Regions from separate parts of the Mus musculus genome. Here region 2 is linked to region 1. Evidence: chromatin loops called from intact Hi-C (ENCODE). Cell type or tissue: left cerebral cortex. All regions are shown on one strand. Each heading gives the region's core, and the rest is flanking DNA. Links, peaks and the distances in the headings are about the cores only. Region 1 holds the start of Cntnap3 (contactin associated protein-like 3). Region 2 has its middle 6.2 kb from the start of Gm31218.

The links. A loop is a pair of places that touch in the nucleus more often than their neighbours do. Peaks named below come from ENCODE experiments on the same cell type or tissue, not always from the same donor. Only the 100,000 strongest peaks of a DNase experiment are listed, where the experiment ranks them.
Region 2: a loop joins it to region 1, with 10 times the contacts of the local background. A loop is called at or near these places in 7 of 42 quality-filtered maps.

Annotation. Positions count from the first base shown.
Region 1 is chr13:64,902,732-64,905,649 of GRCm38, forward strand. Cntnap3 (contactin associated protein-like 3) reads right to left here and starts at 1,157. Exons shown (of 24, transcript NM_001081129.1): 1 at 1,016-1,157. The coding sequence starts at 1,109. In left cerebral cortex, for the core only: a CTCF peak has its summit at 1,325 (motif pointing left); a DNase peak (open chromatin) is centred at 1,272; H3K4me3 peaks cover 813 bases.
Region 2 is chr13:64,441,817-64,444,734 of GRCm38, forward strand. No RefSeq gene overlaps it. Among named protein-coding and RNA genes, the nearest start is that of Gm31218, 6.2 kb to the right of the region's middle. In left cerebral cortex, for the core only: a CTCF peak has its summit at 1,633 (motif pointing right); a DNase peak (open chromatin) is centred at 1,656.

The DNA.
Region 1 (2,918 bases), core at 299-2,798:
AGCGACGTCATTGTTAGGATATCAGGTAAAGTTTCTGTGGGGAGAGGAGCCAGAGTGCATTATATGCATACATGGGACTGTCAAAGAAAAAAAAAACTTACTTTTAAAAAGTTATTTTTTTAATTCAAGGAGGAATATATTTTTAAAATTCTAAACTCATAGCTGAATTAAATCAGTAGAATTTTAATTGAGGCATATTTTTACATTTTCGTGAAAGATAAAAATAAAAGTATTGGGTTTTTCTGTACTATCTGGATTATTATTACTCCACTAAAATACTGACCATTCTACAAATAAAAGCATGCTAGATTTTTGCCAAATCAGAAACACAGCACTCCGTGACAAAATTTTTAAATGTAAATGTTGACACATAGAGAATGACTAGCAAAGTTTTGTCTTTAAACAATAACTTTTACTATTAGAAACAACCTGTTCTGTGAAGAGAATACCCACGTGTTTTCCCCCCCCTCTGAGCAATTTGAGCAGGGTGCCAAATTTGGCCTATAAAATTTAGGCTGATCTATAGCTGCTCCATCCCTGCAGTATTTAAGAGTTAATTAGCATCTTAACTCTGAAGCTACCAAGGTCTGCAAAACTGTATGCTGGTAGCAGCTAAACTGATGCAGGATGATGTAATGCCTGCCAGTCATTTCTCTGATGGACTTAATTCCTGGAAATTGTTCCATTCAAGGGGAATAAATGATAGTGTTGGCCAATTAATTCCTAACACATGGGTCTTTCTGTTTTTATGAAACATTCACCCCCTTAGTGATTATTCAGATATATAAATAAATTCAAATACACACTATGTATTTTAGACCCTCTCAGAAGATGAAAGTCTATCGTAAATAAATTTTAGTTTTTCAGGTTGCAACTGAATAGGGTTTATTTGAAACCCCATTTTTATTTTTCACCAGCCCTATGCTCTGCTATTCGGATTCAAATTAAACCAGGAATTAAATGCAAAGTTTTCCAGATAGCCTAGAGCAAGTTTTAAGCATTTTGCTGTACTTACGTGGATCTCCTGCTGCTACTAGGGGCAGGGTCTGAACAGACAGCAGCAGCAGAAGCAGCAACGCATCCAGGAATGCTCCGTTGACCCGTGCCATGATCACTTTGGGCTCCAGAAACTCTATAAAGAGAGCAGCAGCTGCTTGGGTGGCTTCAGTGTCCTGCCTGGCTTCTGACAACCCTCCCTGCTTGCCGGCTTTCCTCTTGCAACTCACAGGCTGCTATCCCTGCTCTGGCAACGTAGAAGCCAGAGCCTCTGCTCCAGCTGCACACAATCCCGATCCCCGCGCTGCGCGTGTAAGGACCGCCACCTTGCGACGACAGCCTCTCCAGCTCCAGACTATGTGACTCCCTACCTGTCCCAGAGGTACGAGCCCTGGCTCTCCCAACTTAAGTCCCTGAAGGTGGCAGATATCAAATGCTAGTCTGAGAGGACATAGGAGCTTCTGCTCACTGTCTTGGTAGCTATCCTCAGTTCATTCATGCAGCTGCCTCTCTCACCTGGATGTATGCACTGGACTCTGGGGACCACCTGACTCATTTTTGAACACACGCGCGCGCACACACACACACACGCACACACACACACACACACACACACACACACACACACACACACACACACACACACACACACACAAACCTGCCATACTAGGACAGCTGTTTGCAAAGGCCAGGTGTTATCACCTTGGTAATGGACTGCAGAGAGTACATCTAGGGTTGACTCTGCTCTGTTTCATATCAAAAAACAATGGGCCAGAAAGGACTCTACAGATGCATACAGAAGCGCTCTATCTGAAAGCTCATGGGTCAAACTGCTGGTAGGCAAGTCTGATGAGACTCACTTGTTAACAGGGTTTTTGTTGTGTTGTCCCTAATGTCTAAGCACCTGCCCCCGCATCTTTTTTTTCCCATTAAATTTAATCTTTGCCAGCACTAAAATATTTTTTTCAGCACATGATTTCTTTTTTCTTTTTTTCTTTTTTGCACTAAAATATTATTAATCTTGATTTCTAAGTGTCTCTTGAAGTTTTCACCTTGAGGCAGATGCCTTACTACCTTCATCTTGGTCAGGTCCTCCAGTAAGGTACGTGAGAAAGGTCAGGGAAGTGTGCACACACACACGTGCACACACACACACACACGCACGCACAGAAAGTTGTGTAAAAATGTCATGACACTTGAAAGTTACTTGTTAAAACTTAAGAGAGTTTACTCTGGCTTAGGCATTCCCTCCTTGAATGGTAGGTCCTGTGTTTCATCTTTTTGGTAGGATTTTACTCACATATTACTTTTTTATGGGATGATGATCTCATAAATATTTACAGCTTGAATTAATTATATAAAGCTGCTTGTACATTATAACAAATACATTCATTTTTTAAAATAAATTCTTGTCCGGAAACAATGTTCCTGGAAATGAAGAAACTATTTCTAGAAGGAAAAAAAATGTAATATACTAAGTGTATTCCAATGTATGTTAGAATTTATAGTCCTTCAGTTTTAAGTTCTGAAGATTACATTGGAATCCCTAAAAGTGTAGCCAAATCCACTGGCACTTCAAGTCCTAAAATGGAATTCTACTCCAAAAATGTGTTGTATCTCCTAGAATTATTTTTTAGAATATCTTTCTAAGCAATGCAATGTGATCTTAATATAAATTTTCAAGTGTTGATACTATTGGATTCATAAAGATACAAGACAGAAATCACTCAGATGATTTACAAATGAAGAAAGTAAAGGCTAAGACTACGTATAGGTCAGCTTCGCATTACAACAGCATCTGAGACACTTAGGAAAACATTTTGACTCAGGAGTCTGTGACTGCTGTTGTCCAGGACTCTGAGAACAAGCTTTTCTTCCATTTCTTTGAAATGAAAGTTATTTTATTTTCTGAATATTTTGTG
Region 2 (2,918 bases), core at 118-2,617, 460 kb before region 1:
AGGCTACATTTTGTCTCCAGAAGGGAGCCAAATTTGAGGAATTTGCAGAGATTGCGCCCCCAAGTCCTCACCCAGCACTGGGAAGTCTGTAACTAGTAACAAAATGTGCACGGCCCTAGTTTATCAGGAGGCTTCATCCAGGTAAAGGATTTGACTGTGACCTGGTTCCTGGTCTCTCTTCATTATTAACCTAGGCACTAGCCTAGGATAAGATTCCAAAGCTACCTTCTGTCTTTTCAGTCCTGGACATGACACCCCTTTCATTTTCAAATTGTTTCCTTCTAGAAGCCTGACTCCCACCTCCATCACTCATCAGGTGGATCTGGTCCATCCCAGACTCCTGAGAGAATCTCAGCCCATCCTCAGCAGAAGATGGTCAGAGGGCTCTGCTGGGGATTAAGGAAGCTCTCCAGAGGAGTGTTTCTCTGAATGGAACTTGAGAGAGGCAGCATTTTTCTGTTGGGTTTGAAGGGTATGGAGGGACTGGAAGAGTGGGTGCCCTTCTTTGACAGGAGCAAGCCTGATGGCTTCCGGGGTAAATCAGACTTATACAGAGGAGAATAAAATCGAAAAGAGAAAGAAAGAAAGAAAGAAAGAAAGAAAGAAAGAAAGAAAGAAAGAAAGAAAGGAAAGAAAGAAAGAAAGAAAGAAAGAAAGAAAGAAAGGAAAGAAAGAAAGAAAGAAAGAAAGAAAGAAAGGAAAGAAAGAGAGAAAGAAAGGAAAGAAAGGAAAGAAAGAAAGAAAGAAAGAAAGAAAGAAAGAAAAGCAAGCACAAATGACTTTATGTGTTTATGAGTGGCAGGAACTTTTTACAGTGGAGCAGGTTGCAGTATTAACAAGGGTCTGCATGGGGTAGAAAGAGAGGGAGGAGGAAGAGGAGGAGGAGGAGGAGGAGGAGGAGGAGGAGGGAGAGAGAGGAAGGGAGGGAACACTAGCTGACTCTAGGTTTTTCCAGCTGACCTCTGATTTTTTCCTCTGGTCACTTAGAAATAGTGTCTGCCTGATCTTCTCTTCCTTCTCTGGAGCAGAGAGGCTTCATACAGTCATACAGGTGACAGATCGCCTCTGACCCCTGGCCTCCACCACTGTTGGGTGACACTATTTTGGGGAATATAAGAACACATATCTAGCTGGGTGTGGTGGCACACGCCTTTAATCCCAGCACTCAGGAGGCAGAGGCGGCGGATTTCTGAGTTTGAGGCCAGCCTGGTCTACAAAGTGAGTTCCAGGACAACCAGGGCTACACAGAGAAACCCTGTCTCGAAAAACAAAAAACAAACAAACAAAAAACACATATCACAGACCAAGGTACAAATATCACCAATATCCAACCTGGCAAAACAGCTTTATTTGGGTTACTTATAGAAGCAGAAGTAACTCAGCTGATGAAAGCTGGAAACCTAGAGAGAGCACTGTACAACCTTCAGGCAGCTCAGCTTACCTGATAATGACCCTTAGCAGTACTTATAGTTGATATAAGCTGGGGACAGGGGATGCCTAGTAAATCTGGTGGGTTTTAGGGACTTCCTGAAGCCTTTGAGTTGTTTACTTCTTGAGTGTAATAAATTCTTTGCAGGATCCAATGCTTTATCTCCTCATGGATCATCTACAAGCCTTCCTTCAAGATGGAGTCAGAAAATGTGGGCAGTAGGTGGCACTGTTGGCTTGTGTAATATGATCCACAGTGCATGCTCTAGAGTACCTTGGGAGAAGGGAAAAAGAGGAAAGGAAAACAGGAATTTCCTCTGAATCCCAAAAGGCCCAGAAGATAGGCAGTCACTCTTAGTGCACCAAATCATGTGACTCTGACAGGCACAGCCTGAGCAGGACAGATTCCACCCCACCAGGCTGCCATTTCCTCAGAGACCATCAAAGGGGCTATCACCTCCAGGTTAGGCTAGAGAACAGTCCCCACGATGAGGGGCCTTGTCAGAACCTGATCAGCCCAGAGCAGTGGAGCTGATTGCTGGAAGGGGTTGAGGCGAGGGACAGTAGGGTAAAACGGGTGGGGAGGGTGGGAGGCACGGGGAGGGCTTGTGAAAAAAGACCTTGGTGCTGATATTTATGCTCCTTTTGGCATCTTAAGGTGAAAATATGAGCAAATCGTTACTGTGTCTCCTCTAGGAGACAGGGACTTTGACAAGAACACAAGAGCTACCCGCATGGTTGATAGATCACAATTGGACTACCCGATGCTCAGAAACATCTTGGTTTCCTTCGAATCTGCCTCTTTCTTACCCATCTGTCCCCTTCCCACCATTTCTGTTTCTCTTCACACAGGGGTTTGTTCCAGGTGGTCATCTTATTATTATTTAAAATTAACACCTTTTTATTTTTATGTACATGAGCAATTTGCCCGCACGCATGTCTGTGCAGCACCCCTGTGTCTGGTGCCAGCAGAGATCCTCTGGCAATGGAGTTACAGTGAGCAGCCAGGTGGGTTCTCTAGAAGAACAGCCAGAGTGCCTAACCACTGATCCGTTAATACACACCCGCCATGATAGTCTGTAGAACTTCCCTAGAAGTTTACAACTCCAGGGTTACTTGTTTCTGCTCATCTTTATTTAGGTCTTGGGGAAACTATGATGTAGGCCAAGGTAACAAAGGACAGCTATATGTACCTTCTCTTGTAGGATCATGACTTCATAGCGTGTACCTTTCAGGATCATTCCTTATACATACATACTGCCCAGGATCACATCTTCACATGTATTTACCTTCCAGGATCATTTTTTATACACATATACTTCCCAGCATCGTGGTTTCATATTTCATATGTGTGTACATATCCTTCTAAGATAACATCTTTGTTTCCTTATTTATCATTTTTGAGTGAGAACATTTTTTAAAAAAAGTTTCCATCATGGCATTTATAATAAAAAAAAAAGTGAAGAAATGGGGCTGGGGATGAGGCTCAC